Regions from separate parts of the Homo sapiens genome. Here regions 1, 2 and 4 are each linked to region 3. A link is a loop called in an ENCODE intact Hi-C map of the cell type or tissue named here. Cell type or tissue: IMR-90. All regions are shown on one strand.

What was found. A loop is a pair of places that touch in the nucleus more often than their neighbours do. Peaks named below come from ENCODE experiments on the same cell type or tissue, not always from the same donor. Only the 100,000 strongest peaks of a DNase experiment are listed, where the experiment ranks them.
Region 1: it touches region 3 in a loop (6-fold over the local background); 99 of 110 quality-filtered maps call a loop at or near these places.
Region 2: it touches region 3 in a loop (4-fold over the local background); 49 of 110 quality-filtered maps call a loop at or near these places.
Region 4: a loop joins it to region 3, with 7 times the contacts of the local background. A loop is called at or near these places in 78 of 110 quality-filtered maps.

The regions. Positions count from the first base shown.
Region 1 is chr16:11,710,772-11,718,771 of GRCh38, reverse strand. The region is part of intron 5 of TXNDC11 (thioredoxin domain containing 11); the gene reads left to right. Among named protein-coding and RNA genes, the nearest start is that of TXNDC11, 28 kb to the left of the region's middle. In IMR-90, a CTCF peak has its summit at 4,010 (motif pointing right); a DNase peak (open chromatin) is centred at 4,031; H3K27ac peaks cover 317 bases.
Region 2 is chr16:11,527,621-11,535,620 of GRCh38, reverse strand. No RefSeq gene overlaps it. Among named protein-coding and RNA genes, the nearest start is that of LITAF, 55 kb to the left of the region's middle. RefSeq lists an enhancer at 7,177-8,000. In IMR-90, a CTCF peak has its summit at 3,297 (motif pointing left); a DNase peak (open chromatin) is centred at 3,270.
Region 3 is chr16:11,404,423-11,412,422 of GRCh38, reverse strand. It overlaps LOC400499 (putative uncharacterized protein LOC400499), which reads left to right. Exons shown (of 67, transcript NM_001370704.1): 46 at 1,096-1,177; 47 at 5,086-5,223; 48 at 7,557-7,719. Among named protein-coding and RNA genes, the nearest start is that of RMI2, 63 kb to the right of the region's middle. In IMR-90, CTCF peaks have their summits at 4,770 (motif pointing left) and 6,657 (motif pointing right); DNase peaks (open chromatin) are centred at 3,572 and 4,732; H3K27ac peaks cover 279 bases; H3K27me3 peaks cover 269 bases.
Region 4 is chr16:11,809,237-11,817,236 of GRCh38, reverse strand. No RefSeq gene overlaps it. Among named protein-coding and RNA genes, the nearest start is that of BCAR4, 16 kb to the left of the region's middle. In IMR-90, a CTCF peak has its summit at 3,322; a DNase peak (open chromatin) is centred at 6,876; H3K27ac peaks cover 147 bases.

The sequences.
Region 1 (8,000 bases), 310 kb before region 3:
ATTCTGTTGCATATGCAAGTTTGCAGGAGCTGAGATTAATTAATTAATTAATTCTAATTAATCCTTTTCACCCCATTTTTTTGTGGCTAAATTCACACAATTGGAAATGATGATTTTCTGTAATATGTGCACTATGAAGGATTCCCTAAAGTAAATCTTGCCTTGGGCATCTGGGGTTTTTCTCCCTTTCTTCTACCCTGAAGTCAAATGGTGTTTTCCTTATTATTAACAGCAGATGTGCAGTAAGAGGTAGGAGAAACACATGCACATTTAAAAAAAAAAGATACAGTTTCAAATTAAATTCTAGGTCAATGTCATGTTTAGATTGTATGTACAGATCAAGGCTGGAGAAACATTTGACACATATAACATTTAGTTATAGAGAACTGAACTGAAGAAGTGTTTAGACTGTTGTAGTAGAAAGCAGATGCCTTGGTTCAGCTGGCTACCAGCATTTATACAATACACATGCCTTTCCCCTGCCTTAATGATTTTTTTTTAAATTGTCTTAGAAATAGCCAGGCCACTTCAAAGTTCTACATTTGTTTTTTGAAGCTAGCTGGTCATCAGTGCATAAATAATTTGCGAGAGTACCATGTCTGAAGCATCACAGGGCTGTAGGGTGTGCTGTGAGGAGAGCTTATTCCTGGCCCCCAGCATGCGAGGCTTGGGTTATAAGATCGGGTTCTGTGGTCCTTTACCCCCCACTTAACGCAACTTGTCAAACATTTGCTATTTTTACACATTAAAAGAAAGGAAATTCACTTACCACCTCAGCACTCTAATAGTAACTGCCTTCTCTTGTTGTTTTAACTGTTTCCTTTTTTCTCCAGGGCTCGGCCTCAGTGCTGATCTGTCAGTTTACCTTGGTCCACCTGTTAAGGTGTTGTGGACAGGAACTCTTGTGCATATTTCTGTCCATTATTGTATTAGCCTTTCTTTTTTTTTTTTGAGACAGAGTCTCTCTCTGTCGTTCAGGCTGGAGTGCAGTGGCGAAATCTCTGCTCACTGCAACCTCTGCCTCCGAGGTTCAGGTGATTCTCCTGCCTCAGCCTCCCGAGTAGCTGGGATTACAGGCGCCTGCCACCACGCCCAGCTTATTTTTTGTATTTTTAGTAGAGACGGGGTTTCACCATGTTGGCCAGGCTGTTCTTGAACTCCTGACCTCATGATCCGCCCGCTTCGGCCTCCCAAAGTGCTGGGATTACAGGCGTGAGCCACTGCGCCCAGCCTGTGTTAGCCTTTTTTACTTCTGTTATTATTATTTATGTAGTGCTTTCGTATTTTCTTTAAAAAAAAGTTAAATCTCTGGTTCTTTTTTTTTTTTTTTTTTTTTTCATTTGGAGTCTCGCTCTTTTGCCCAGGCTGGAGTGCAGTGGCATGATCTCAGCTCACTGCAACCTCCGCCCAGGTTCAAGGGATTCTCATGCCTCAGCCTCCTAAGTAGCTAGGACTACAGGCGCCCACTACTGCGCCCACTACCACGCCCGCCTAATTTTTGTACCGTTAGTACAGACAGCTTTTTGCCATGTTGGCCAGGCTGGTCTCAAACTCCTGACCTCAAGTGATCCACCTGCCTCGGCCTCCTAAAGTGCTGGGATTACAGGCATAAGCCACTGCGCCTGGCCTTCTGGTTAGTTTTTCTTGCTTTTTTTTTTTTTTTCCTGAAAATCTGATGACTATATTAGTTTATTTTCTTCTTTTTTAAATTTAAAAATTATTTAGCACTTTATGCTCCCTGGCTTTACTTTGGCTTAAAATATAGAGCACAGTTGATTTTTCCCTCTCTCATTTATAAAATGATGTTTCCTTTCTTTCTAATCTTGATGATGCCTGCTTTAACTACAGAACATATTTTTCCATGGATTTGGGTCTATTTCTGTGATTTCTTTTGGTCTGGATACCTATTTTTGTCTGAGTAAACATAATCTAAGTTCTTACTTTGTAAATTGTTATTACTTGGTCAAGTCTGGACTTCTTGTAGTTCTTGTGTTTTGTGGAATATTCTTTTATGTCCATCCGTGCCTTTGGCTGGAATTTTGTTGAAATTATGTTAAATATATAAATTGACTTGAAGATAATTGACATGTTCATAACATTTAGCTTTCCTTTCTAGGTGCACAGCATGATTATTCATTTATTCAAAACTTCCTTTTAATTTTTTATAGTAGGTCTTACATATCTCTCATTAATGTTTAATCATTTCACAGTGCTAGATGATTAATTGTGGGCTGGCAATCTTTGTATATGTTTCAAAAGCCTGGAGGAAATCAGCTCTCTTGTACTTTACTCCTCCAGGACTGCAAAGCCTGTTCCTCTTGTAACATTTTTACATTTGATCTTGGCAGAGAGGCTACTTTATTGCCAAAAGAAAATTTGGTAGAGGGGTCATATTCTGAAGTTGCTTGCTTGATTTTTAAAAATCTGATGATTATTTCATTATTTGCTGTAAAAATGTGTTCTGGTAACATTTTGTCATACTCTGCTATAATTCAGTGGCTTTTTTAAAAGAGAAGATTTGCAGCAAATTTTGACCCCATTTTTCATCTGATCTACAAAAGGACTTGCAGTGCAGTCTAGGGAGAAAAGCAGTGGGCTGGGAGGCAGCAATGCCTGGTCCTTACCCTTTGTCTGCTCCTGGTGAGGTCTGTAAACTTGGAACAAAATATTTAACCTTTCTGTGTTTGTGTTTGTTTATCTTTAAATTTGGGGAGGGTAGAGGTAAGTATATAAATCCTTATTTTATAAGGTCAAATCATGAAATACTTTGTGTGTGAGTAAAGTAATAAAGCGAGTAAAGAAATACTTTGCGTGCAAGTAAAATAATAGTCTTTATACCTTAATTAGAAACTAAGCCATCTGGTTGAAAGCACCTCAGATAAGTATTTTACCTATTCTAGTGAAAAAATCCACACAAGAAATGATGTCATTGACTGACCAGCAGGCCCAGTCTTTCTCTTCCCCTTTCCCGTGCACCTCCTACCTGCTTCTATTTGTAACGCATGGTTTTCTCCCTGTCCAATGGACTGAATCTCTCTGCCACCAGAATAGGAGCTAATTTTTCAGATAATATTTACTGAGGACCTTGATGGCAGGGTTTTGTTTTGTTGCTCCTACAGCTCCACACCGTGCTTGGTGAATGTATGACTGGTAAAGGACGCGTGAGAAAGATTTTAGCTACGGGATTTTAAATGTCACTTTGGATCCCCTCTCACTACCTTCTCCACTTCTTGTGCCTGGCCCTTCAGGCTCAATAGACCATAGTGTAGGAATTTCCCTGCCTGGTTCATTCTTTTTTTTTTTTTTTTTGCCGTGACAGGGTCTCACTTTGTTGCCCAGGCTGGAACGCAGTGGTAACCTTGAACTCATGGGCTCAAGCAATCAGATTCTGCCTCAGCCTTCTGAGTAGCTAGAACTACAGGTGTGCACCAACACACCAGCAAGTTACAACAATTTTTTTTTGTAGAGATCAAATTGAAATTCACATGGTACCTAAATACCATCTTGGAAATACACTAAACTATTTTTTTGTTTTGTTTTGTTTTGTTTTGTTTTTGAGACATCCGTTCTCTGCTCACTGCAACCTCCGCCTCCCGGGTTCAAGCAATTCTCCTGCCTCAGCTTCTCGAGTAGCTGGGACTACAGGCACACGCCACTAGGCCTGGCTGATTTTTGTGTATTTTAGTAGAGACGGGGTTTCACTGTGTTGCCCAGGCTGGTCTGGAACTCCTGAGCTCAGGCAATCCTCCCGCTTTGGCCTCCCAAAGTGCTGGGATTACAGGCGTGAGCCACCACGCCCGGCCACACTAAACTATTAACCAAAATATTGTTTCCACTCCCTTCTACCACCTTTGGGAATTCCTAAACTCAGTTGATGAGGAAACCTTGTAGCATTAGTAGCATTAGTTTTCTAAGGAACTCCCTTTGGGAAATAGTGTTTTAGAGGAAAGGTATTAAATGGAGGAAGAACTTTGATTCCAGCGTAGTGTCCCTGTACTCCACCAGGTGGCGTCTGATGCTGCCGAGATTTGCTTGTAGAACTGAGTCGGTACGCATAAAAAGTGCCCTCCTCCAAGCGAAGAAAGCTTTTCTGGAGTATTGTTCTGTCAGATTGGAAATTTTTTTTTTTTTTGAGACGGAGTCTTGCTTTGTCGCCCAGGCTGGAGTGCAGCCGCGCGATCTCGGCTCACTGCAACCTCCGCCTCCCGGGTTCACGCCATTTTCCTGCCTCAGCTTCCCGAGTAGCTGGGACTACAGGCGCCCGCCACCACGCCCGGCTAATGTTTTGTATTTTTTAGTAGAGACGGGGTTTCACCGTTTTCGCCAGCATCGTCTTGATCCCCGACCTCGTGATCCGCCCACCTCGGCCTCCCAAAGTGCTGGAGTTACAGGCGTGAGCCAACGAGCGCGGCCAGATGGTGAGATTTTATACAGCATCAAAAGATCTTGGCGGGGCACGGTGGCTCACGCCTGTAATCCTAGCACTTTGCGAGACTGAGGCAGGTGGATCTCTTGAGCTCAGGAGTTTGAGACCAACCTTTCGCAATGTGGCGAAACCCCGTCTCTACAAAAAATACTAAAAATTAGCCTGTAGTTGCAGCTACTTAGGGGCTGAGGTGGGAGGATGGTTTGAACCTAGGAAGTCAGGGCTGCAGTGAGCTGAGATCATGCCACTGCTTTCTGGCCTGGGTGACGAAAGTGAGACCTTGTCTCAAAAAAAAAAAATCTGAAGGATAGGGTTTTCTTGCTCAGTATGGGACATTTTAAAAGGCATTGAAAAAACAAGGGACTGACAAGCAAGGATGGCTTGGAGATTGCTTTATTTTCTCAGGTTTTTGGACCTAACTCTTGGGTCTTTGGACCAGACATTGAGTTTAACAGTTCTCGGCAAATGGCATGGGTTCTAGGATCGTTTTTTTTTCTTGGGTAATTTCATTTGTTGTCACTATACTCACTCATGGGGGAGACCTTTTTCTAACTATCTGCCTGCATTGAGACCCTTCTGGGTACTGACTAATATAGATTAAAATAAACATATTAAAAATTCCATACTTTGGGCCGGGCGCTGTGGCTCATACCTGTAATCCCAGCACTTTGGGAGGCCAAGGCGCATGGATCACCTGAGGTAAGGGGTTTTAGACCAGTCTGACCAACACGGAGAAACCCGGTGTTTACTAAAAATACAAAAATAGGCAGGCATGGTGGCACATGACTGTAATCCTAGCTGCTTGGGAGGCTGAGACAGGAGAATCTCTTGAACCTGGGAGGTGGAGGTTGCAGTGAGCCAAAATCATGCCATTGCACTCCAGCCTAGGCAACAAGAGCAAAACTCTGTCTCAAAAAAAAGGAAAAAAAATTCCATACTTTATGTCCCCACACCTAAAACTGACTGTTTAATTCAGTTGACATTATTTTAGCAAAGGAATCCTTGTATATTTTGTGAGAGATGCTTTTATTTCCATTATGATTTCTTTTCTTTTTTTTTTTTTTTGAGACAGAGTCTCACTCTGTGCCCAGGCTGGAGTGCACAATCATGGCTCACTGCAGCCTCAACCTCCCCAGGCTCAGGTGATCCTCCTACCTCAGCCCCCCAAGGAGCTGGGACTACAGGCATGCACCACCACGCCTGGCAACCTGGCAATTTTTTTTTTTTTTTTTTTTCCTGAGACAGAGTTTCACTCTTGTTGCCCAGGCTGGAGTGCAATGGCACGATCTTGACTCACCGCAACCTCCGCCTCCTGGGTTCAAGCGATTCTCCTGCCTCCCAAGTAGCTGGGATTTACAGGCATGCACCACCATGCCCAACTGATTTCTGTGTGTGTGTGTGTGTGTGTGTGTGTGTTTTAAGTGGAAATGGGGTTTCTCCATGTTGGTCAGGCTGGTCTTGAACTCCCGACCTCAGGTGATCCAACCACCTCAGCCTTCCAAAGTGCCGGGATTACAGGCGTCCACCACTCCTGGCCAAATTTTTCTATTTTTTTTGTAGAGATGTAGTTTCACCACGTTACCCTGGCTGATCTTGAACTCCTGGGTTCAAGCAGTCCAGCCACCTCAGCCTCCAGAAGTGCTGTGGTTAAAGGGGTGAGCCACTGTGCCCCACAATGACTTATTTCTTAAGTCTTATAAATAAGAACTAAGGCCAAAAAAGATCCTCTCAGCACGTGAGGTTAGAATCAGAAGTACGATTTCTTATTAAATAATTCAACAACCATTTGAGGATCTGGTATGTGATATAGCTATAATGATGAATGTATCTCATTTCCTGCCATCAGCAGGAGCCACCAGCCAGTGTGGCCAAGAAGTAGGGTTGCTCACAATGAGAATTTAGTGATGGGTCTGTGACAGCCTTCCTTAGGTGGAGACGGGAAGATGGCTCAGTGGAGATGGGTGCTGGGGGGTGGGAGGCTTAGCCTGCAGCTAAGTATGGAAGAAACCGCATGCAGAGTGGAAGGTTGATGGGGCTGGGGAAAGCAACAGGTGTGTCCACTTGTGCCTTGGCTTCAGGAAGCTCAGAGCCAAATTTAGTGTTCATTTAGAGAGATTTTGATCCCTCGATCCCAGGTATTTGAAAAATTGCACCTTCACTTTCTAATTATGTAGTGATATTTTCTACCCTTTTAAATTGACTCTTTTAGAGTATTGGTGTGGGTGTTGATCCTGTTTCTCCAAGTTTGTTTTTTTCATGTTTGGAAGTTGATAAGACTCCTAGATAAAGAACTAGAAGCATTACAATCTTAGAAAATAATCTTAGGGACATAATAAAGTCACAAACTTACAGTCAAACAGCTCCGTGCAGACAAGCCCAGTTCTGGTCTGTCCTTGGCCACCTTTTATATACAGTTGAACCAGATAAGCTGATACTTGACTGAGCACTTCCATGAGCCAGGCACTTTACCTGAATGACACAGTCTTCACTGTCACCCTTTGAAGTAGGAAGTGTTTATTCCAGTTTCACAGATGGAGAAACCGAAGCTCTGAGGGGTTGCTAACTGGCTCAGGGTTAGTGTGGTAGGCAGGGCTCATAAGGGCTCCTTAAAAAGCTCCGCTTCTTACTCAGTAGAACCTGCGAATAGGTTATATACATGGCAAGGGGGAATTAAGGTAGCAAATAGAATTAGATTGCTAATCAGCTGACACTGAGGTTATCCTGTGTTACTGGGGTGGGCTCAGTGTAATCAGAAGGATTCTTAAGAATCAAAATTGGAGGCAAAATAGCAGAGTGTAATGTGAGATGGACAGTCTAGTTGTCACTGGCTTTGAAGGAGGAAAGGGCCACAAACCAAGGGATGTGGGTAACCTTTGGAGCTGGAAAAGTCAAGGATTCTCCCCCAGAGCCTCCCAAAGGAACATGACTTGCTAACAGGCCAGGGTTGATTTTAGCCTAGTGAGACTCATTTTGGACTTTTGACATCCAGAACTTTAAAATACATCTGTGTGTCTGCCATTATTTGTTACAGCAACAACACGAAGCCAGTACCGTCACATGCCAGTAAATACAGGAGCTGAGATGAGAACCCTGGTGCAGAGCTCACTCACTCCACCCTTACTCTGTTTTCTCTGCAGCTCCTCTGCTCTACTGAGGTGCAGCAGGTGATATGATATGGTGATTCCCTCTTGGCTTTGCCTGTGATACTGCTTTAAATGTAATGTTTTTCCCTGCCTAATGTCTGCCTTCCTAATTTTTCAAGGCCTAGGGGAAGTTCTATGGATTAATAACTCTTGACTATCTAGCATGACGTCCGGCACACTGGACGTCCTGTGATTTTCATCACCCCAGCTTCTTTCTTGGAGCTGCTGTTGCACTAATAGACAATAGGCCATGTCTTCCGCTTAGCAGCCTGTCTTGGTTTCTAGTTTTCCCTGGGCTTTAGTGGTATCTTCCTAACAATAAGCATAGATAGACAGGGGCCAATGAGTCCTGAAGTCATTTTATTTTATTTAATGTTTATTTATTTATTTGACAGGGTCTCACTCTGTTGCCCAAGCTAGAGTGCAGTGGC
Region 2 (8,000 bases), 120 kb before region 3:
GAAGATAATGACCAATGACTGTAGATCACCCCAGCACAGAGCAGCAGTGAGTATCTGTTGAGTGCCTGCCATGGGCGGGGCACATTCTGTTATTGAATTTCACAACGATTCTGTAAGATGAACATCCCCTCTCCATTTTACAGACAAACTGAAATTCTGACAGGTGAAGTTACCGGTCCCAGGTTCCAAGCTGGGATTCCTCAGCTAACATGTCAATCCTCCCAGAGGCATTTGTGTTTTTGTGCTTGAACTTTTTCCTTGTTTGCACTCATAAACTACATGTTTTATTTCCCGGGCGATAGGCAGCACCTATGGTCCGCCTGTGAAAGAAACATGGGTGTTTTCAAATGACACAGAGGTGGCCACCAGCTCATCCTCACCCAAGCCAGGTGTGCTGATGCTGACCCACACCCGGGAGTCCACGATGAGAAGGGGACACAGGTGGCTGCTGCTTGCAAAATTGAGTGTCACTTGCTTGGCTTGTTCCACTCCTGCTTATCAAAGCTGAATATGACCTGGTCCTAATGGAGACTGGCTCATAGGTGCCAAGCCTGTGTCTCGAGGCGTTTCCTGGCCCCCTATACGTCTGCTCCTGAAAGACAAGCTTCTTTGTCATCTTTTCTTGTTTCTTATTCATAGAGATGGGGTCTCACTGCGTTGGCCAGGCTGGTCTCAAACTCTTCATCCTCTCACCTCGGCCTCTCAAATTGCTGAGCTACCACACTCAGCCTATTTGTCTTGCTTCTGATCTGTCTTCCTGCACTAGAAAGTCAGCTCCTTGAAGGCAGGGGCTTTCATCTGTCTGATGCTGTATCCCCAGTAAACAGTGACTGGCACACAGTAGATGTTTGCATTTCAGGAGGGGCCCGAGATCACTCTCGGCCTCTATGGTTTTCTAGAAGGAATCACAGAGCTCAGAAAAGACATTGCACTCATGGCTGCTGTTGATTACAGGGAAAGAGAGTAAAATCAGTAAAGGGAAAAGGTGCATAAGGCAGGGAGGCCAGGCACAAGCTCCCAGATGTCCTCTCCCTGTGGACTCGTGGACAGTACTTATTTCTCCCAGCCATAATGTGTGGCAATGTGCACAGAGCATTGCCAACCAAGGAAGCTCACCAGAGCCTTGTGTGCAATGTTTTTATTGGCAACCAGTCATGGCCAATGGCCCATAGTTGACCTCAGTCTCCAGCCCCTCCAGAGGTCATGCTGGTATCACCTGGCCCAAACCCCCCACCCTAAATCATGTCATTAGCAGAGACTGGCTGGCGTGGTTCCAGGCCCCCAGGTAAACAAAGACACTGACATTACCATCAGGCAGCACATTCCAAGGGCCTGGAGTTTCCTTCCAGGAGCAGGACAAGGTTAACTTTTTTTTTTTTTTTGAGACGGAGTCTCCCTCTGTTGCCTGGGCTAGAGTACAGTGGTGCAATCTCGGTTCTTTGCAACCTCTGCCTCCCAGGTTCAAGCAATTCTCCTGCCTCAGCCTCCGGAGCAGCTGGGATTACAGGCGCACGCCACCATGCCCGGCTAATTTTTGTATTTTTAGTAGAGACAGGGTTTCACCTTGTTGGCCAGGCTGGTCTTGAACTCGAGACCTTGGGTGTTATGCCTGCCTTCGCCTCCTAAAGTGCTGGGATTACAGGTGGGAGCCACTGTGCCCGGCCTGGGTTAATTTCTAGAAGGGGAATTGCTAGGACAGAGAAAATGTGCCTCCCCTTCCCTACCCAGCCAGCGTTTTTATGGCCACAATGTGAAGGTGTTATGAGCAATACAAAAGGGAGGATAGTCTTTGCCCTTGAAAAGATTAAATTGCTTGAGTTTCACGTACTCCAAATATGAAGTGATCTACCATTCACCTTTAACCTGCAAAACCTCAATGTGCTGTTTCCTCTTTCTTTTCCCTGAGGGCCCATGTCCTGTTTCTCCACTAGTCGCCAATTACTTCATCCAGGCTTCATGGCCTTTTCACTTAATTTTTAAAATTTCTTCTTCTTCTTTTTTTTTTTTTTTTTTTCGGATGGGGTCTTGCTCTGTCTCCAGGTTTAAGTGCTGTGGTGCGATCTCAGCTCACTGTAACCTCGGCCTCCCGGGTTCAAGCAATCCTCCTGCCTCAATCTCCCAAGTAGCGATCCGCCTGCCACAGCCTCCCAAAGTGCTGGGATTACAGGTGTGAGCCACCGCACCCAGCCTGAGTTTTGTAGCTTCAATTTGCATTTCTTTTTTAGTGGAGTGATCTTGGCTCACAGCAACCTCCATCTCCTGGGTTCAAGTGATTCTTCTGCCTCAACCTCCCGAGTAGCTGGGATTACAGGCGTGTGCCAACATACCAAGCTAATTTTTGTATTTTTAGCAGAGACGGGGTTTCACCATGTTGGCCAGGCTGGTCTCGAACTCTGGACCTCAGATGATCTGCCCTCCTCAGCCTCCAAAAGTGCTGGGGCTATAGGCGTGAGCCAATGCACCCAGCCTAATTTGAATTTTTTTAATGTCTAAGGTTGAGCCTCTTTGCCGAAACTCTATCTGTGTCTTTTTTTGTGTCCTTTTCTGTGAACGGGATGCTCGTATACTTTGTCCATCTTTGAATCTGTTGTTCTCCCCAACTAGATGCAATGCTATTTTTATCATGTGCCTACTCCTGTGTGTACTTGGTTTCTTTCTGAACTCTCTGTTCTCCACTTGAACACAACATGGAGCCAGAAGACACTTTGTCAGGAATTTCTAGCCCCTTTATTTTGCCAATGAGTAAAGGAGTCCAGAGAGGTTAAGTAACTTTTCTAAGGTCACACTGCTAATTGAATAAATAAGCAAAGGGATGAACCATCCCTCCCTGCTCTCTCGCATCCACTCCCCACCTTCTTCCATCCACCTGACTTTTCCAACCTTACTAGTAAACAACAGGGAGCCAATTTCTCTGTCAATCTTTTTTTTTTTTTTTTTGATACAGGGTCTCACTCTATTGCCCAGGCTGGAGTACAGTGGCGTGATCTCAGCTCATTGCAACCTCCCCTTCCTGGGTTCCAGCAATTCTCTTGCCTCAGCCTCCCGAGTAGCTGGGACTATACAGGTGTATGCCACCATGCCTGGCTAATTTTTGTATTTTTTGGTAGAGACAGGGTTTCACATGTTGGCCAGGCTAGTCTCGAACTCTTGACTTCAAGTGATCCGCTTGCCTCAGCCTCCCAAAGTGCTGGGATTACAGGCGTGAGCCACCTAGCCCAGCCTCTTGTTCATCTTTTGTGTTGAAGATAAGGTGGCAGTAGTGAGTGCTTCATGAAGGCCAGGCGAGAGGAGCTCACTGCCCCCTGCTGGTTACTTCTTCTCTATCATGGGGTATCTGTGGCTCTCTCACCCGCTTACCCTAGCTCTGCAAAATATCTTTTGGTGGTTTAAAAAGAAAGCTGCTTCAGGCCGGGTGTAGTGGCTCACACCTGTAATCCCAGCACTTTGGGAGGCTGAGGCAGGTGTAGGTCACTTGAGGTCAGGAGTTTGAGACCAGCCTGGCCAACATGGTGAAACCCCTATCTCTACTGAAAATACAAAAATTAGCTGTGCATGGTGGTGGGCACCTGTAATCCCAGCTACTTGGGAGGCTGAGGCAGGAGAATCGCTTGAACCCGGGAGGCGGAAGTTGCAGTGAGCTGAGATGGCGCCATTGCACTCCAGCCTGGGTGACAGAGTGAGACCCTGTCTCAAAAAACAAAACAAAACAAAAACAAAAACAAAAAAACCTGCTTCATTCTGAAAAGAATTGAAGAAACACTGTAGGATTCCAACTCTGTGACATTCTGGAAAAGGCAAAACTGGAGACAGTAAAAAGATCAGCGGTTTTGGGGTTGGTGGGGGGCGTGGTAAGGGAAAGGGAAGGATTAATAGGCAGAGCAGAGGGATCTGGTTGTTTAAGAGTGTGGTACCTCTGCCATGCCTCTCTCGGTCCTGCGCCTGCCATGTAAGACGCCTGTTCCCGCTTTGCCCTCTGCCATGAGTGAAAGCTACCTGAGGCCTCCCCAGAGGCAGGTGCTACCATATACTTCCTGTACACCTTCCCGAACAGTGAACCAATTAACCCACTTTCCTTTATAAATTACCCAGTCTCAGGTCTTTCTTTATAGCAGTGTGAGAACAAGCTAATACACAAATGAAAAGGCTGCCTTTTTTTTTTTTTTTTAAAAACAGTCTTGCTCTGTCACCCAGGCTGCAGTGTAGTGGCGTGATCACAGCTCACTGCAGCTTCAACCTCCTGCGCTCAAGAAATCCTCCTGCCCCAGCCTCCTGAGTAGCTGGGACTACAGGTGTGCACTACCACACCCGGCTTTTATTTTTGTAGAGACAAGGTCTCCCTGTGTTCCTCAGGCTGGTCTTGAACTCCTGGGCTCAAACAATCCCTCTGCCTCAGCCTCCCAAAGTGCTGGGAGTAAAGGCCTGAGCCACTGCACCCACCAAAAGGGCTTCTGAACTCTGGTGACTCTGACCTGAGCCTGATGGGCTTCAATCCATACTCCGGCTGAACTCACACTGACTGGAAGGAAGCTCGATCCCCAGTCGCTGGCAAACCCAACCCCAACCCCGTAAATTTTCTCTAGGTAGAAGCAGGACTTTCTTTGGTGGGAGGAAGAGGAGGTGGGAGGCTGGATCTATGGTGGATGGCTTGTATAGGAGGGTCTGAGTCTTTGTGAATCGAATCCTGTGTCCCCATGTTCTATCAAACCACCTTACTGGGTTTTGGGCCTGTGACAATGTAGACACAAAGTGAGGCCAGCGGTACAGAGACCCTTCCCAGGCAGACTCGGGTAGGCTGGGGCAATGCAAACACAGCTGGTCATCAGAATGGCCTGGAGGGAGGGCCCCACCCTAGGGAGTCTGATTGTCCTGGTCTGGAATGGGCCTGGGAATCTGCATTTGTAGCCAATACCCACTGTGATTGGCGAGAAGCCATCGCATTGAGAATTGCAAGGTCTCTGCTCAGGCTCCTGACTTTGAATGGGGGAGGAATTCAGGCCTGTGGTCAGAGACTTGAGTCTCCTGGGGGAGAAGACGGAGAAAGAAAGTGATGGACCAAAGCTGCCAGAGCTAACAGAGCAGGGACTCTGGAGCCAGATGGGGTTAAAATCCTCCTGAGCTGTGTGACTTAGGGCAAGTGTCTTAACCTCTCTGTATCTCTGTTTCCTCATCTGTACCATGGGATGACCTAGTTCACCTTGCAGGGATTTTGCAGGAGAAGTTGATGAATGAGTCAATATACAAGGAATGCTTTGCCTAGTCTGATAGTTTCCTAACAACAATGCCATCTATTCTTTGAGATCCAGGGAAATCTCTCCTTTGTAAACTGCTTCCACGAGTTCCTGCCAGAATAACTGTTCCTTTCTCTGCGTGAGGTCTGTCTGTGGTGTGCTGAAGATCTTCTGCCTGTGCATCTCGTTTCCCCACTGACTCCTCCAAGCCAGCACCCCCCCACTCGCCCCCCAGGATGCTCTTCCCCACAGCATTTGGCAGCCACGCCCGAACCCATCGTAGTCCCCAAGCAGCTGTGAGCTGAAGGGTCTTTTAGGTCTTTATCCCTGTGGGTCAGGTGCTCCTGAACCCTGCTAGAGAAAATGCTTGAGCTGGGGGCCAGGCTCAGTGGCTCATGCCTGTAATCCCAGCACTTTGGGAGGCCGAGGCAGGTGGATCACCTGAGGCCAGGAGTTCGAGACCAGGCTGGCCAACATAGTGAAACCCCAGCTCTACTAAAAATACACAAAATTAGCCAGGCGTGGCGGCACATGCCTGTAGTCCCAGCTACTCGGGAGGCTGAGGCAGGAAAATCGCTTTGAACTTGAGAGGTGGTGGTTGCAGTGAGCCGAGGTTGCGCCATTGCACTCTAGCCTGGGCAACAAGAGCGAAACTCCGTCTCAAAAAAAGAAAATAAAGGAAAATGCTTGAGCTTGGGAAAAGGGAGGTAGAATCATTGATTTCAAAATATGAAAAGAAAATGGGCCAAGTCTAAAAGCATAAATGATTAAGTTTTCATAAAACATGGTGTGCCAACCAGTCAACTGTGTCTTAATTTGACTCTAAGAAAATTCCATTAAAAGTACATTTAACTGTCCATCACGAGATAAATGGCTACATAGAAAGTGGTCTATCCTTTCAGTGCATTATTCAGCCACGGAAAGGAATGACACACTATTTCACGTTTCGTGGCTGAGCCCCAAAACTGTCATGCTGAGTGAAAGAAGCCAGACAAAGGCCACCTACTAAACCATTCCATTTATGTGAAATGTCCAGAATAGACAAATCCATAAGGACACAAAGCAGATCAGTGGTGGCCAAGGACTGGGGTCAGAGGCACCAGAGGTGATTGTTTACTAGGTATGGGATTTCTTTTTGCAGTGAGGAAATTATGAAATTGGTTGTGGTAATGATTGCCAAACTCCCTTACTATCTTAAAAACCATTGAGTTGTATGCTTTATTTTAATTTAATTAATTTATTTTTTTGAAATGGAGTCTCACTCTGTCACCCAGGCTGGAGTGCAGTGGCACAATCTCGGCTCACTGCAACCTCTGCCTCCTGGGTTCAAGTGATTCTCCCGCCTCAGCCTCCCAAGTAGCTGGGATTACAGGCACCACCATGCCCAGCTAATTTTTTGTACTTTTAGTTGAGACGGGTTTTCACCATGTTGTCCAGGCTGGTCTTGAACTCCTGGCCTCAAGTGATCCACTCGCCTCAGCCTCCCAAAGTGCTGGGATTACAGGCACATGCCACCGTGCCCTGCTAATTTTTGTATTTTTAGTAGAGACAGGGTTTCACCATGTTGGCCAGGCTGGTCTTGAACTCCTGATCTTGTGATCCACCCATCTCGGCCTCCCAAAGTGCTGGGATTACAGGCATGAGCTGCCGCGCCAGTTGAGTTTTGTGCTTTAAATGGGAGAATTGAGTCAAGTAGACCCAGCTACTTGGGAGGCTGAGGTGGGAGGATCACTTGAGCCCAGGAGGTTGAGGCTGCAGTGAGCTACGATCACACCACTGCACTCCAGCGTGGGCAACAGAGTGAGAGCCCATCTTTAAAAAACAAAACAAAACAAAAACAAACAAACAAAAATCACACCTTGAAAACCAAAAGGTGTGGGTGGAGGTGAGTTTGAGGGAGAGAGGCAGAGATGTGGGACCTAGAATGAACGCTGAGCAGGTGTGAGCAGACCTCTGGCCTCCCGAATTACTTCCTTGTCCTCTTGGGAGGCCTTAAACCTGGAGCTTTGAAAAACCCGCTGCTGCTGTGATAAGAGCCATTTCCAAAGGCCTTGCTAAGTCAGGCCTCCCGTTGGCTTTTCCTAACCTGAGCACTGGGAAAGACAAACCCAATGTCAGACTACACAACTAGACAGTAGTGATGGTTGCGCAATGTCATGAGTGGACACGACGCCACTCAACTGAATACTTAAAAGTGGTTAAAATGGGCCGGGTGCCGTGGCTCATGCCTGTAATCTTAGCACTTTGGGAGGCTGAGGCAGGTGGATCGCTTGAGCCCAGGAGTTTAAGACCAGCCTGGGCAACGTAGTGAAACTCCGTCTCTACAAAAAATACAAGAATGAGGTGGGCGTGGTGGCACAGTGCCTGTAGTCCCAGCTACTTGGGAGGCTGAGGCAAGAGGATTGCTTGAGCCCGGGAGGTGTAGGCTGCAGTGAGCCATGACCACACCACTGTACTCCAGCCTTGGTGACGGATTGAGACCTTGTTGTTGTTGTTGTTTGTTGAGACGGAATCTAGCTCTTTTGCCCAGAGTGCAGTGCTGGAGTGCAGTGGCGCGATCTTGGCTCACTGCAAACTCTGCCTCCCGGGTTCAAGCGATTCTCCTGCCTCCACCTCCCGAGTAGCCGGGATTACAGGCACTCGCCACCATGCCCAGATAATTTTTAAATTTTTTGTAGAGATGGGGTCTCACTGTGTTGGCCAGGCTGGTCTCAAACTCCTGACCTCGTGATCTGCCCGCCTCGACCTCCCAAAGTGTTGGAATTACAAGCG
Region 3 (8,000 bases):
CACCTAGGGGCGAGTTTCCCCCCAGGGACTTTCAGCAAAGTCTGGGGAATTTCTGGTTGCTACAGTGGGGAGGAGGACACTGTGAGAGTCAGTGTATAGAGGCCACGGATGCTGCTAAGCATCTTACAGTGCCTAGGACACACCCACGACTGTGAAGGCCAGGAGTCAAGATGTCAGCTGTGCCAAGGCTGAGACATGGAGGTGGAGAGGAACCTGACAAGAGGGTGTAGCACCCTGGAGTTAGCAACAGGGGAGAGAGGCCTGGCACAGCGGCTCACACCTGTAATCCCAGTGCTTTGGGAGGTCGAGGTGGGAGGATTGCTTAAGCCCAGAAGCTCGAGGCCAACCTGGGCAACATAGTGAGATCCCCATCGCTACAAAAAATCTTAAAAATGAGCCTGGTATGGTGACGCATGCTTGTAGTCCCAGCTGCTCAGGAGGGTGAGGCAGGAGGATCACTTGAGTCTGGGAGATCGAAGCTGCAGTGAGCAGAGATGGCACCACTGCACTCCAGCCTGGGTGACAGAGAAAGACCCTGTCTCTAGTGAAGAAGGAAAAAAAAAAAAAGAAAAAGAGAAAAACGTGGAGATTGTAACCACCCTGGCCTGGAGGAGTGAGGGGAGGGGTGCTATGTGAGGAGGATCCCTGGGAGGGAGTCAGGGGGTTAAAATCCTGCTGTCCAGACCCTGCTGGGACTCCCATGGGACCAACCCAAGAAAGCTCATTGATGGACTCATGGAAGACTTGAAGCCCAGAGCCATGTTTAACCCTTGATACCAATGGGGAAACTGAGGCTCAGGGGAAGCTGAGGCTCAGAGAGGGACAACCAAGAAGCTTGCTCCTGGTGCCAGAGCTAGGCAGAGGCCAAGCCAGGACTCAAATCTAGGTAACTTGGCTCCAGAGTCCAGCCCTAACCAGGGCACCGTATGGCCCTTGGGCCTCGGGGTGTGTGAATAGCCCTGAACTGGGCCACTGATGTGATCCTGGCTCTCTGACTCTCTCTCGGGGAAGTCCCCTTGGTCTCGACATGGCCCTGGGGGCACTGGACAAGGTGCTGTCTTGCCAGCTTCAGGCCTTCTCTTTCCTTCCTTCTAGCAAAGAGCTGCTGTTCTCAGGCCGGCATCGCCTCCCCTTCCTCCTGGGTCTCTGCCCCAGCTCAGCCTCAGCCTCAGCTAAGGTAACTGTGCCCCAGCTGCCTGGCTCCTAACTGGTTCCAGATGCCCAGCCCGAGGCAGGAGGGGGCCAGGCCCCTCTGGGGAGTGTTAATACATGCACATCTGTTCACCAGCCTGCAGCAGGCTCCGGTGGGCAACCCTCGGAAACCCCTGGCTCCAGCTTTCCCAAACATACCCAGGTTTACATTCCTGGGCCAGCCCCCGTGGCCCCCAGTCAGGCTCACAAGCCCTTTGGGAGATGGGGGAGGCCTCCTCACCCAGTGCCTGGCGCCTGGCATTGCCTCACCCAGCCTGGCACACTTGTAGAAGCTGGAGCAGATGACACAGCCCTTTGGAGCTGAGCCAGCGTCACCCCCATCTCTGCCCTGCATGCAGGACTTGAGGGGTCGTAGGAGTGCACAGGAGGGCCCAGTAGTCTTAGGCCAGGTTCCTCTGTCCCTCTGAGCTGTCATTGTCTGTGCCCAGATCCGGAGCTCCTGGAGGGCATGCCTAGTGCCTGGCACAGGGCCCAGCACACAGTAGTTGTTTAGTAAAAAAAATAGGGCATGAATAGGTGAGTGCATGCATGAATGGTTACATCTGTAACTAGTCACTTCATTTTCCTACCAGCCACCATGTTTTGGTAGGCACCCTCCCAGCCCTGGCCCAGGCCACCTTTGTCTACAGAGCATGCGCTATGTGCTGGGTCCCCTGCCGCATTTACACGTGATTTTGGAGTTCCTCAAACTTCGCTCCAACTGCACAGTCATTCAGGGAACTTCTTTATTTATTTATTTAATTTTTAAATTTTTTTTGAGACACAGTCTCTCTTTGTCACCCAGGCTGGAGTGCAGTGGCACAATTTCGGCTCACTGCAACCTCCGCCTCCCCGGTTCAAGCGATTCTCCTGCCCCAGCCTCCTGAGTAGCTGGAATGACAGGCGTGCGCCACCACGCCTGGCTAATTTTTGTATTTTTGGTAGAGACAGGGTTTCACCGTGATATCCAGGCTGGTCGCAAACTCCTGACCTTAAATGATCCACCCACCTCGGCCTCCCAAAGTGTTGGGATTACAGGCGTGAGCCACTGCGCCCAGCCTTATTTTTTGTTTTTAGAATGTCTTTTTGAGACAGGGTCTTGCTCTGTCACCCAGGTTGGAGTGTGGTGACGTGATCATAGCTCACTGCAGCCTCAAACTCCTGGGTGCAAGTGATCCTCCTGCCTCAGCCTCTGGAGTAGCTGGGACTACAGGTGGTACCACCACACCTGGCTCCATTCCGGGAGCTTCTTAGTTTTTTCCCAAGTTTTATTTTGAGTTATTTCAACCTATATAAAAGCTACTGTAGGACAGTGAACATTGACCAATTGTTAATATCTTTCCATCTTTCTTATCTGTTACATAAATTTGTATCATCACACATTTTTTCTGTATCATTAAGAATTAATATAGAGACGTTTCTGAAGACATCAACTTTTTACTCTGAAATACTTCAACTATTTCCTGTAACAAGGATATTTTCTGATTTAACACGGTAATTACAACATTCCAGAAACTGAACGTTGAATTAATACCTTCATTTAATGTACAGCCCATATACAATTTCCCAGCTTTCCCACTAATGTTCTTTCAAAAAACTGTTTTGTTTTGTTTTAAATCCGGGATGCAGGCCAAGATCACGCAGCATTCGTAGTTGCCATGTCTTTTTAATTTTCTTAATCTAGAACAGAGGTCTACAAACTTTTATTGTAAAGTAAAATGTTGTGGGGGTTGCAGGCCTTATGGTCCCTGTTACAACTACTCAGAATTGTCACTGTAACACAAAAGCAGCTATAGACGATATGTAAGTGAATAGACATGGCTGTTACAATAAAACTTTTTATAAAATCAGGTTGTGGGCCAAATTTGACCCAAAAGCCAACTCCTGATCTAGAATATTTTCCTTCTACACCCTACCCTTCCTTACCCAATGTTTTATTTTTTTATTTTTTTATTTATTTTTTCTTTTTTTGAGATGAAGTTTCACTCTGTCACCCACGCTGGAGTGCAGAGGCGTGATCTCGACTCACCGCAACCTCCGCCACCTGGGCTTATGCAATTCTCCTGCCTCAGCCTCCTGAGTAGCTGGGATTACAGGCATGCACTACCATGCCTGGCTAATTTTTGTATTTTTGGTAGAGATGGGGTTTCGCCACGTTGGCCGGGCTGGTCTTGAACTCCTGACCTCAAATGATCTGCCCACCTCAGCCTCCCAAAGTGCTGGGATTACAGGCATGAGTCACTGCATCTGGCCCCCCAACATTTTATTATACAATTTTTTAGACACTAAAAAATTGAAGTAATTTTACAGTGCATACCCACATACTAGATTTTCCTGTTTACATTTTATTTCACATAATCACATAGCTCTCTATCCATCCATCTTATTTTTGGATACATTTCAAAGTAAGTTGCAGATATAATTCCCCCTAAACATTTTATTGTCATTAACCACCTTCAGAAAAGTCCCAACTGGATGCAGTGGTTCACACTCATAATCACAACACTTTGGGAGGCCAAGGAAGGAGAATTGTTAGAGTTCAGGAGTTCAAAACAGCCTGCAACCTAGGGAGACCCCATTGCTACAGAAAATTTAAAAATCAGCCAGGCATGGTGGTGTGTACCTGTATCTCAGCTACCAGGGAGGCTGAGGTATGGAAGAATTGCTTGAGCCCAGGAGGTTGAGGCTGCAGTAAGCTGTGTTCACACCACTGCACACTCTAGCCTGGATGACAGAGCAGACAGACCCTGTCTCTGTCTAAAAAAAAAAAAAAAAAAAAATCCTGCACTGACAATTTTGAAGTGTCCAGGAAGTTATTTTGCAAAACATCCTCCTAATGTGGATTTGTCCGATTGTTTCTTGAAGATAAGATTCAGGCTGAACATTTTTGACAAGGGGTATCACTAACGAAATGACGCCTCTAGTGAGCGCGTTAAAAATACCAGCTCTTGGCTGGGTGCGGTAGCTCACACCCGTAATCCAGCACTTTGGGAGGCCGAGGTGGGCAGGTCACCTGAGGTCAGGAGTTCGAGACTGGCCTGGCCAACATGGCGAAACCCCATCTCTACTAAAAATACAAAAATTAGTTGGGTGTGGTGGTACATGCCTGTAATCTTGGTTACTCAGGAGGCTGAGGCAGAAGAATCACTTGAACCCAGGAGGCAGAGGTTGCAGTGAGCCGAGATCGTGCCACTGCACTTCAGCAGCCTGGGCAACAGAGCAAGACTCCTTCTCAAAAAAAAAAAAAAAAAAAAAAAAAAACAGCTCTGGAACATCTTCCCAGAGACTCCATTTTTGTAGGTTTTAAGTGGGAGCCCAGAATCTGTATTTTTAATAAGTTCCCCCGCAGTGATTCTGCTTTTCAGCCAACCTGGAAGTTAGCACATTATTTCATACAATTTTCGCAGCAACCCGTAATAAAATAGGTGTCCTTATCCCTGTTTTTGGATTAGAAGGCTTGGGTGGTTAAGGAACTAGCTGGAGATCACTCACCTCTCAGTGGTAGATCCACACTTGGAGTTCTGTTGTGTTTGATGCTGACACGCACCCAGGCATAATTCTTTCTGCTAGACTGCCCCCTGCTGTCTGCAACAGTACTACAACTAGAATTCTTGGCTGCTGGTGCCAGGCTGGTAGATATTTTCAAGTCAATGTTATAGCAGGGAGGGCATGAAGGAGATAGTTGCCATGGCCACGCTTGATGGCCTAACCTGAGGCTCCAAACCCTCGCATCATCAAACTTCATCCAGCCCAGGGAGTTGTGGGTCTCTTGGGCCTGGGACTTTGGGAGGCAGAGCCCTCGGCCTACAGCCAGCATCTCCTGGAATGTTCCATCAGAGCCCTGATGAGGAGCTTTATCGTGTTTTGTGGTGGTTTTTTTTTTTTCTGACCCAGCTACACTACTCCAAGGGTGAGGTTCAGAGCATGTTCGCCTTGGGCGTGGAGGAGCGTCATTTTCACATCAGCACCCGGCAGGTAGCTGCTAAGGCCGGTCTCAACAATTTCATCAAACTGGAACAGACCTTTCTGCAGGTGTGTGGAGGTCAGCCCAGGGCCGGAGCACGCTGGGGTGGGGGGCCTCTGGGACAGCCCTTTGAGAAAAGAAAAATTGTCCTAGTGTCCCGGTTCCTGGGCGGAAGGACAGACAAGGCTGTGAAATGGACACAATGTGCTGGATTTATTGAGCTGGATTTATTGCATGATTTATGGAGCATCTACTAGGTGCCAGGCACTATTTCAGAAGCTGGGGCGTGACCTAAAACAGATCTGATCAATCCTTCCTCTCATCAAGTGTCCACTCTAGCGGGGGAGATTGACTCCCCGAAATCACACAAACGAAATATGCCAGATAGTACTATGATACGGAGAAAACGTACTGAAGTGACTGAGAGTGACCAAGGAGCTTATTTAGATTAGGTGGCCAGGAAAGGCCCCACTGAAGAGACGACACATGAGCTAGCGGTGGATGATAAGCACCAGCCATTTGAAAATCCGGGGGAAGGCCGGGCACGGTGGCTCGCGCCTGTAATCCCAGCACTTTGGGAGGCCGAGGCGGGTGGATGACCTGAGGTGAGGAGTTCGAGACCAGCACGGCCAACATGGGGAAACCCCGTCTCTACTAAAAATATGGAATTAGCCAGGCGTGGTGGCACATGCCTATAATCCCAGCTACTTTGGAGGCTGAGGCAGGAGAATTGCTTGAACCCAGGATGTGGAGGTTGCAGTGAGCCGAGATTGCGCCGTTGCACTGCGGCCTGGGTGACAAGAGTGAAACTCCATCTCAAAAGGAAGAAAAGAAAAAAGAAATCTCTGGGGGAGGGGCATTCGAGGCAGGTAAAGAGACTGTGGTATATATACACCATGGAATATTACACAGCCGGAAAAAAGAATGAAATTCTGTCCTTTGCAGCAGCAGGGATGCAATTATCCTAAGTGAACTAGCTCAGAAACAGAAAACCCAGTATCACATGTTCTCACTTGTAAGCAGGAGCTAAACATTGAATACACATGGACATAAAGATGGAAACAGTAAACACTGAGGGCTCCAAAAGGGAGGAGGGTGAGAGGGAGCCAAGGGTTGGAAAATTACCTGCCTGGTATGATGTTCGATATTTGGGTGACAGGGACGCTGGAAGCCCAGTCCCCACCATTACACAATATACCTATGTAACAAACATGCACACTGACCCCCTCAATCTAAAATACATTTTTTAAAAAGAGTATTCCAGGCAGAGGGAACAAGACATGCAAAGGGCCTGGGGCAGGGATGGGTTTGCATGTTTTAGGAATGGCCAAGGAGCCACTGGGCTGGAGCTGGGTGGGTGGGGAATGGTAGGAGGTGGTCTGATCACACAGGGTCAGTCAGGCCACAGGGAGGCGTTTGCATTGTGTTCTATCTGCTACTAGAAGCCTTTGAAGCCATGATCAAATAAATGATGATTTCAGATCCCTCTGGCTGCTGTGTGGGGAGGGACCTACAGGTGGCAGAAGTGAGCAGTGAGGAAGCCCCATAATGGGCAGGGGCAGGGCAATAATAATGCGTGGACCAAGCTGGGGGCAGTAGTGATAGGTTTTAGAGACGTTTAAGAGCAAACTTCCTTCCCCACCCCAGCAGTCCCCCTGCAGTGCCCTCAAGTCACCCTCGGACTGTGGCACCCACCAGCAGGGACGGCGTCCCTCTCCGAACCTTTGCACAGGCTCTTCCATCTGCCTAGAATGCTCTTCCCTGCCTCCTCCCCAAGCTTGCTTCTCTGCGTTCCTTTCTCCCTTGAATGTCTCTTGTGACCATCCTTGTCACCTTATCCCATCATTTTCTGTCCTGTGACTATCTCGACTATCTCCCTGGGAGCCCCTTAAGGGCCAGGACCAGGTCTTGGCTAGCTTTGTACCCAGGCACTCAGCACTGGCTTGGGAGCATGATACCTGCTCGCTACATGATTGAGAAACCGCAATACCAACTGCGTGCCTCCTACAAGCTCCTCTCCACCGTGTAGCCCTGGGCTGAGTGCACCACTTGTATCATCTTGCAAAGGTTGACACTTTCTGGCCTCCATTTTCTAGGAAACTGAGGCTCAGAGAGGTTGAAAAATGCCCAGAGCCACACAGCTTGGCCATGGAATTGAGAAGTGGCTGTTCTGTGCTGTCTCCTGTTGGCCATACTCCCCTCACCTACTCCTCTCCTTTAAATTATCTGCTCATCCTTAGGAAGCATTTGGGTTTTTGATCCCCTGACATATGTCACCATTCAGGAAACTGTAAATGATCCACAAATATTCCCTTTTTCCTCCTCTGCAAGCTTCTCTTCTTTCCCATCCCAGGCAGAAGCATGGGTCGGGTTCCCCCATGACGCCGTCATTCTCTTCCAGCTCAGCGCTCTTCCCAGGGAGCTGTTCCTGCAGACCGCATACGAGCGAGCTCATGGGACCCGTGTCCTGCGCCAGGTGGTGCTGTGGGATGGCCAGGAGGTGGCCCTCACCGGGAGCCTTTCTGGGCCTTTCCCCAAGCCCACCAGGAACCTCAGCCTGCAGGGTGAGTGTGTGAGGGGCTGCAGGCAGGGGTGGCCCAGTCACTCAAGAAATCATCCCTGGCCAGGCGCGGTGGCTCATGCCTGTAATCCAAGCCCTTTGGGAGGCCGAGGTGGGTAGATCACTCGAGGTCAGGAGTTTGAGACCAGCCTGGCCAACATGGTGAAACCCCATCTCTACTAAAAATACAAAAATTAGCCAGGCATGGTGGCAGGCACCTACAATCTCAGCTACTTGGGAGGCTGAGGCAGGAGAATCGCTTGAACCTGGGAGGCAGAGGTTGCA
Region 4 (8,000 bases), 400 kb before region 3:
GTGCAATCTCAGCTTACTTCAGGCTCTGCCTCTTGGGTTCAAGGGATTCTCTTGCCTCAGCCTCCTGAGTAGCTGGGATTACAGGTGTGAGCCCCCACACCAGGCTAATGTTTGGATTTGTAGTAGAGACAAGGTTTTGCCTTGTTGTCCAGGCTGGTCTCAAACTCCTGACCTCAGGTAATCTGCCTGCCTTTGCCTCCCAAAGTGCTGGGATTACAGGCGTGAGCCGTCATCTCTTGCCCGGTAACATCCTTTATAATAAACCAGTAAATGTGTTTCCCTGGGTTCTCTAAGCTGCATTAGCAATTAAATGAACCCAAAGAGAGGGTTGTGGGAACACCAAGTTGAAACAAGTCAGAAGTTCTGGAGGCTCAGATTTGTGACTGGTGGGAAGGGAGAGGGCTGCTTGGTGGGAGTGAGCCCTCAGTTGTGGGGCCTGATGCTGTATCAGTGAGGTAGATACTGTCAGAATTGAGGCTGGGCGTGGTGCCTCATGCCTGTAATCCCAGCACTTTGGGAGGCCAAGGCAGGTAGATTGCTTGAGTTCAGGAGTTCGAGACTAGCCTGGTTAACATGGCAAAAGCCTGTCTCTATAAAAAATACAAAAACAGGCCAGGTGCTGTGGCTCACGCCTGTAATCCAGCACTTTGGGAGGCCGAGGCGGGCAGATCACTTGCGCTCAGGAGTTTCAGACCAGCCTGGCCAACATGGTGAAACCCTGTCTCTACTAAAAATACAAAAATTATCAAAGCATGGCGGTGTGTCCCTGTAGTCCCAGCTACTCAGAAGGCAGAGGCAAGAAAATAGCTTGAACCTGGGATGTGGAGGCTGCAGTGAACCTAGACCGCGCCATTGCACTCCAGCCTGGGTGACAGAACAAGACTCCGTCTCAAAAAAAGAAAAACAAAACAAAACAAACAAAAACAGCCAGGCATGATAGCACTTGCCTGTGGTCCAGCTACTTGGAAAGCTGAGGTGGGTGGATCACTTTGAGTCTGAGAGGTTGAGATTGAGCCACTGCACTCCAGCCTGTGCAACAGAGCTAGACCTTGTTTAAAAGGAAAAAAAAAAATGCCGGGTGCAGTGGCTCATGCCTGTAATCCCAGAACTTTGGGAGGCCAAGGAGGGTGGATCACGTGAGGTCAGAAGTTCAAGACCAGCCTGGACAACATGGTGAAACCCTGTCTCTACTAAAAATACAACAATTACCCGGGCATGGTAGCAGGCACCTGTAATCCCAGCTATTCAGGAGGCTGAGGCAGGAGAATCACTTCAACCCGGGAGGCGGATGTTGCAGTGAGCCGAGATCACACCATGGCACTCCAGCCTGGGCTACAGAGACTCTGTGTCCCCCCAACCAAAAAAAAAAAAAAAAGTCGGAGGACACCCAGCAGATGTCTGATGTAGAATTGATTGGTTGCTTGGTGTGTGGGGAGAAATCCCTACACATTTGGTTACAGAAGTCTTCTGTGTCATTGTTGTCGTGGTGTTTTTCCCTTCAGTGACCACGCTGTCCAAAGTGATCTACAGATTCATTTCAATCCCTATCAAAATACCAATGACATTTTCAGAGATAGAAAAAAAAATCCTAAAATTCATGTGGAACCAAAGTGAGCCCAAATATCCAAAGTAATCCTGAGCAAAAGAAGAAAGCTAGGCCGGGCACGGTGGCTCACGCCTGTAATCCCAACACTTTGGGAGGCTGAGGCGAGTGGATCGCCTGAGGTCAGGGCTTTGAGACCAGTCTGGCCAACATGACGAAACCCCGTCTCTACTAAAAATACTAAAATTAGCTGGGCGTGGTGGCAGGAGCCTGTAATCCCAGCTATTCGGGAGGCTGAGGCAGGAGAATCACTTGAACCTGGGAGGCAGAGGTTGCAATGAGCCAAGGTCGCACCATTGCACTCCAGCCTGGATGACAAGAACGAGACTTCGTCTCAAAAAAAAAAAAAAAGAAGAAAATGGCTGGATGCAGCGGCTCATGCCTGTAATCCCAGCACTCTGGAGGGCCGAAGCAGATGGATCACCTGAGGTCAGTAGTTCAAGACCAGCCTGACCAACATTGAGAAACCCCATTTCTACTAAAAATACAAAATTAGCTGGGCGTGGCAGCACATGCCTGTAATCCCAGCTACTTGGGAGACTGAGGCAGGAGAATTGCTTGAATCTGGAAGGCGGAAGTTGTGGTGAGCCGAGATTGCACCATTGCACTCCACCCTGAGCAACAAGAGTGAAACTCTCTCTCTCTCACACACACACACACAGACACACACACACACACACACAAAGCTAGAGGCCTCATGTGGTCACTCACACCAGTAATCCCAGCATTTTGGGAGTCCATGGTGGCTAGATCACTTGAGGTCAGGAGTTCGAGACCTGCCTGGCAAAACCTCATCTCTACAAAAAAAAGTACAAGAAATCAGTTGGGGGCTGGGTGTGGTGGCTCACGCTTGTAATCCCAGCACTTTAGGAGGCCAAGGCCGGTGGATCTCCTGAAGTCAGGGGTTTGAGACCAGCCTGGCCAACATGACAAAACCCTGTCTCTACTAAAAATACAAAAAAAAAATTAGCCAGGTGTGGCATGTCTGTAGTCCCAGATACTCAGGAGGCTGAAGCAGGAGAACTGCTTGAACCTGGGAGGCAGAGATTGCAGCGAGCCGTGATCACGCCACTGCACTCCAGACTCCAGCCTGGGTGACAGAGTGAGACGCTGTCTCAAAAAAAAAAAAAAAATTGGGTGTTGCGTTGTGTCCCTGTAGTTCCATCCACCCAGGAGGCTGAGGTGGGAGGATCATTCGAGCTGTGAGCTGGGAGGTCGAGGCTGCAGTGAGTCATGATGGCACCACTCTAGCCTGGGCAACAAGATTTGTTTCAACAAAACTGTAAGTTGTAGAATGCTGAGATTCATTTTGCTTTATTACAAAACTAAGAATTTCTAGTTGGTTGTTGAATTTAATATTATTTAACCACCAAAGAAAGAGATTCTTGTTGGCCTGATACATCTTCCTTGATATGTCAAAGTGTTTTTGTCACAAAGGAGAGCAGGTATAACTGTGAAAACTGCATTACATCTATAGACTGTACCAATGTCACTTTCTTGGTTTTGATATTTAATACGTTAACATTGGGGGAGGCTGAGAGAAGGGTCCGTGGAACTTCCCTATACATTTCTTGGGACCCTCTGATGAATCTATAATCATCTCAAAATGAAAAGTTAAACACATTTTAGTTTCACAAAACTATGTAAATGAAACAGAATACCCAATGTTGATTTTTGTAATTGTGTTACATTTGAAAGGGAACGCAAAATGTGATTGTAATGATAAGAACTAGCCACAAGTTGTCACTAGTGGTCTATCATAGCCCTCTGAAACTCACAACACCCACCCCCCCGCCACGCCCCCCGCCACCCTCAAAACGAGAATTGTTTTGATGAAGAAAGGACGTGACTTTTTTTTTTTTTTTTTTTTTTTTTTTGAGACAGAGTCTCACTCTGTTGCCCAGGCTGGAGTGCAGTGCCACGATCTCGGCTCACTGCAACCTCTGTCTCCCAGGTTCAAGTGATCCTCCAGCCTCAGCCCCCGAGTAGCTGGATTACTGGTACATGCCACAACGCCCGACTGATTTTTTTATTTTCAGTAGAGATGGGATTTCGCCATGTTGGCCAGGCTGGTCTCAAACTCCTGACCTCAGGTGATCCACCCATCTCGGCCTCCCAAAGTGCTGGGATTACAGGCATGAGGCACCACGCCTGGCTGGATGTGGCTATTTTTAAACTGCCATATTTAACCATTGCTGTTTTTCTGTTTGGAAGCACTGTAAAATCCCAATATCGTATTCTTTTTTTTTTTTTTTTGAGATGGAGTCTTGCTCTGTCACCGAGGCTGGAGTGCAGTGGCGCGATGCAACCTCTGCCACCCAGGTTCAAGTGATTCTCCTGCCTCAGCCTCCCGAGTAGCTGGGATTACAGGTGCCTGCCACTACACCCGGCTAATTTTTGTAGTTTTAGTAGGGACGGAGTTTCACCATGTTGGTCAGGCTGGTCTTGAACTCCTGTCCTCAAGCAATCTACCTGCCTCGGCCTCCTAAAGTGCTGAGATTACAAGCATTAGTCACCGCGCCCTGTTTATCTTATTCTTTTATAGGTGAAAATACAGAAACCATAAGAAAGGGAATAGGGTTTTTTTGTTGTCGTTTTTGAGACAAGAGTCTCCCTCTATCGCCCAGGCTGCGGTGCAGTGGCGCGATCTCGGCTCACTGCAAGCTCCGCCTCCCGGGTACACGCCATTCTCCTGCCTCAGCCTCCCGAGTAGCTGGGACTACAGGTGCTCACCACCACGCCCAGCTGATTTTTTTGTATTTTTTTTAATAGAGGCGGGGTTTCACCGTGTTAGCCAGGATGGTCTCAATCTCCTGACCTCGTGATCCACCAGTCTCAGCCTCCCAAACTGCTGGGATTACAGGTGTGAGCCACTGCACCTGGCCGCAGGAATAGGGTTTAAAGGTGGCAAATTAGACATTCTCTAGAGGAACGTCACTTCTCAAAGTGTGGCTCCTGGAGCAGCAGCACTGGCAGGGCCTAACAATTTGTAAGAAGTGCAAAACCTCAGGCCTCACCCTAAACCTACCAAATTAGATTCTTCTTCTTTTATATTTTTGAGGTGGAGTCGCACTCTGTTACCCAGGCCAGAGTGCAGTGCGGTGATTTTGGCTCAATGCAACCTCTGCCTCCTAGGTTCAAGTGATTCTCCTGCCTCAGCCTCCCAAGTAGCTGGGATTACAGGTGTGGGCCACCACGCCCGGCTAACTTCTGTATTTTTAGTAGATACGGGGTTTTATCATGATGGCCAGGCTGGTCTCGAACTCCTGACCTCAGGTGATCCACCTGCCTTGGCGTAATCCCAGTGCAGGGATTACAGGTGTGAGCCACCATGACCAGCCAGATTCTTCACCTTTTTGGTGTGTGTGTGTATGTGTGTGTGTGAGATGGTGTCTTGCTCTTGTCGCCCAGGCTGGAGCACAATGGCACAATCTCGGCTCACTACAACCTCTGCCTCCCAGGTTCAAGCACTTCTCCTGCCTCAGCCTCCCAAGTAGCTGGGATTACAGGCGCCAGCCACCACGCCCGGCTGATTTTTATATTTTTAGTAGAGATGGGGTTTCACCATGTTGGCCAGGCTGGTCTCGAACTCCTGACGTCAGGTGATCTGTCTGCCTCGGCCTCCCAAAGTACTGGGATTACAGGCATGAGCCACTGCACCCAGCCCTGAATTTGATTCTTCTTCTTTTTTTTTTTTTGAGACGGAGTCTCACTCTGTTGCCCAGGCTGGAGTGCAGTGACGTGATCTCCGCTCACTGCAAACTCCGCCTCCCGGGTTCACGCTGTTCTCCTGCCTCAGCCTCCCGACTAGCTGGGACAACAGGCACCCACCACCACACCCGGCTAATTTTTTGTATTTTTTAGTAGAGATGGGGTTTCACCCTGTTAGCTAGGATGGTCTTGATCTCCTGACCTCGTGATCCACCCGCCTTGGCCTCCCAAAGTGCTGGGATTACAGGAGTGAGCCACTGCGCCTGGCCACCACATGGACATCTTTGAGGATCATCTTTCAATACCCCTTAGTCTCTGTGTTGTAGAACAGCAGCTATCAAGGAGCATTGTTCTTTTTTTTTTTTTTTTTTTTTTTTTTTTTTGATCCAGAGTCTGGCTGTGTTGCCCAGGCTGGAGTGCAGTGGCCAATCTCAGCTCACTGCAACCTCTGCCTCCTGGGTTCAAGTGATTCTCCTCCCTCAGCCTCCCGTGTAGCTGAGGTTACAGGTGCATGCCACTACACCTGGGTAATTTTTGTATTTTTGGTAGAGATGGGGTTACACCGTGTTGGCCAGGTTGGTCTCGAACTCCTGGCCTCAAGTGATCTGCCCACCCTGGCCTCCCAAAGTGCTGGGATTACAGGTGTGAGCCACCGTGCCTGGCCTTAACATAACTGTTTACAACAAAACTGTATAACCTGCCCGTCCTGCCTGGATGATTGATTCAGGATGCTTATGTTGATGCAGGAGAATGGGGTCTGGAGGCAGGGAACCTAAAAACTTCCTAGAACTAGGCCGAGTGCAGTGGCTCACACCTGTAATCCCAGCACGTTGGGATGCCGGGGCCGGTGGATCACCTGAGATCAGGAGTTCGAGGCCACCCTGGCCAACATGGTGAAATTCTATCTCTATTAAAAATAGAAAAATTAGCTTGGTGTGGTGGTGAGCACCTGTAATCCCAGCTACTTGGGAGGCTGAGGCAGGAAAATCGCTTGAACCTGGGAGGCAGAGGTTGCAGTGAGCCAAGATCCTACCACTGCACTACAGCCTGGGCAACAAAGTGAGACTCTGTTTTAATAAATAAACAAACAAACATACATACTTCCTAGAACTCAATAAAAGGGAAAAACCCCAATTAACTGTCTTTTTTTTTTTCTAGATGGAGTTCAGTGGCCTGATCTTGGCTCACTGCAACTTCCGCCTCCCGGGTTCAAGCAATTCTCCTGCCTCAGCCTCCCAAGTAGCTGGGATTACAGGCACCCCCCACCATGCTAGGCTAATTTTTGTATTTTTAGTAGAGACGGAGTTTCACTATGTTGGCCAAAGGTCCGCCCACCTCCGCCTCCGAAAGTGTTTGGATTACAGGCATGAGCCCTCCCCGCTCTCCCACCTCCAGGCCAAAACCCCAACTTTCTATGCCCAACTAAATAACTTTGTAACTTCACTTCAGCTATGGCAGGAAACATCCTCTTCATTTCCATGGGGTGTATGCCAAGTAAATAACTTTGTAACTTCACTTACCCTCTTCATTTACATAGGGCATACCAATGGGAAACCTCTGAAGGGTATTTAAACCCCAGAAAATTCTGTAACCAGCATTGTTGAGTCACTTCCTCTAACCTGCTCCCTACTCTGTGGAGTGTACTTTCGTTTCAATAAATCTGTGCTTTTCTTTCATTGCTTTGTGCGTTTCGTCCAATTCTTTTTTCAAAACGTCAAGAACCTGGACACCCTCCACCCGTAACAGTGTGACACAGTTCTGGCCAGAGTCAGGTCCAGGTTTTACGGAAGTATTTGTAAGAGCAAGGCTTTGTGGGAGTTGCTGAGAAAAGACCACCTAAGCCTGGAACTGCTGGCAGTTACGTTGCCGCAAGGGGTGAGTCTGCCTGAGAATGGAAAGCAGAACTGACAGAAGGAGAGAGAGTGCCTGAGTTTCTGATGATACTGACACGAACCTTACCTGGACAATTAAGTTCTATGAGCTCATAAATTTCCTTTCTTCCCCTTAGCCTTGTTTAATTAGGGTTCACTACTTAACAGTCTCTTACAACTAAAAAATTCTTTTTTTTTTTTTTTTTCAGATGGAGTCTCGCTCTGTTGCCCAGGCTGGAGTACAGTGGTACAATCTCAGCTCACCGCCAACCTCTGCTTTCCGGGTTCCACTGATTCTCCTACCTCAGCCTCCCTGGTAGCTGGGATTACAGGCGCCCACCACCAAGCCTGGCTAATTTTTTGTATTTTTAGTAGAGACAGTGTTTCACCATGTCAGCTAGGCTGGTCTTGAACTCCTGACCTCAGATGATCCACCTGCCTTGGCCTCCCAAAGTGCTGGGATTACAGGCGTGAGCCACCGCACCCAGCCAAAAAATTCTTGACATATGCACTCATAACACCTTGAAAGAAAATACCAGTGAAGTGCTTGAAAGGGAACTGGTCCCCAAAGGGTATTTGAATCACTAAGACTTGGGCAAGATTTGACTGCTTAGATTTGATATATGATATTCTAGTTCTAGGCCCGGGCGCAGTGGCTCACGCCTGTAATCCCAGCACTTTGGGAGGCCGAGACAGGCGGATCACGAGGTCAGATCGAGACCATCCTGGCTAACACAGTGAAACCCCATCTCTACTAAAAATACAAAACATTATCCGGGTGTGGTGGCGGGTACCTGTAGTCCCAGCTACTCGGG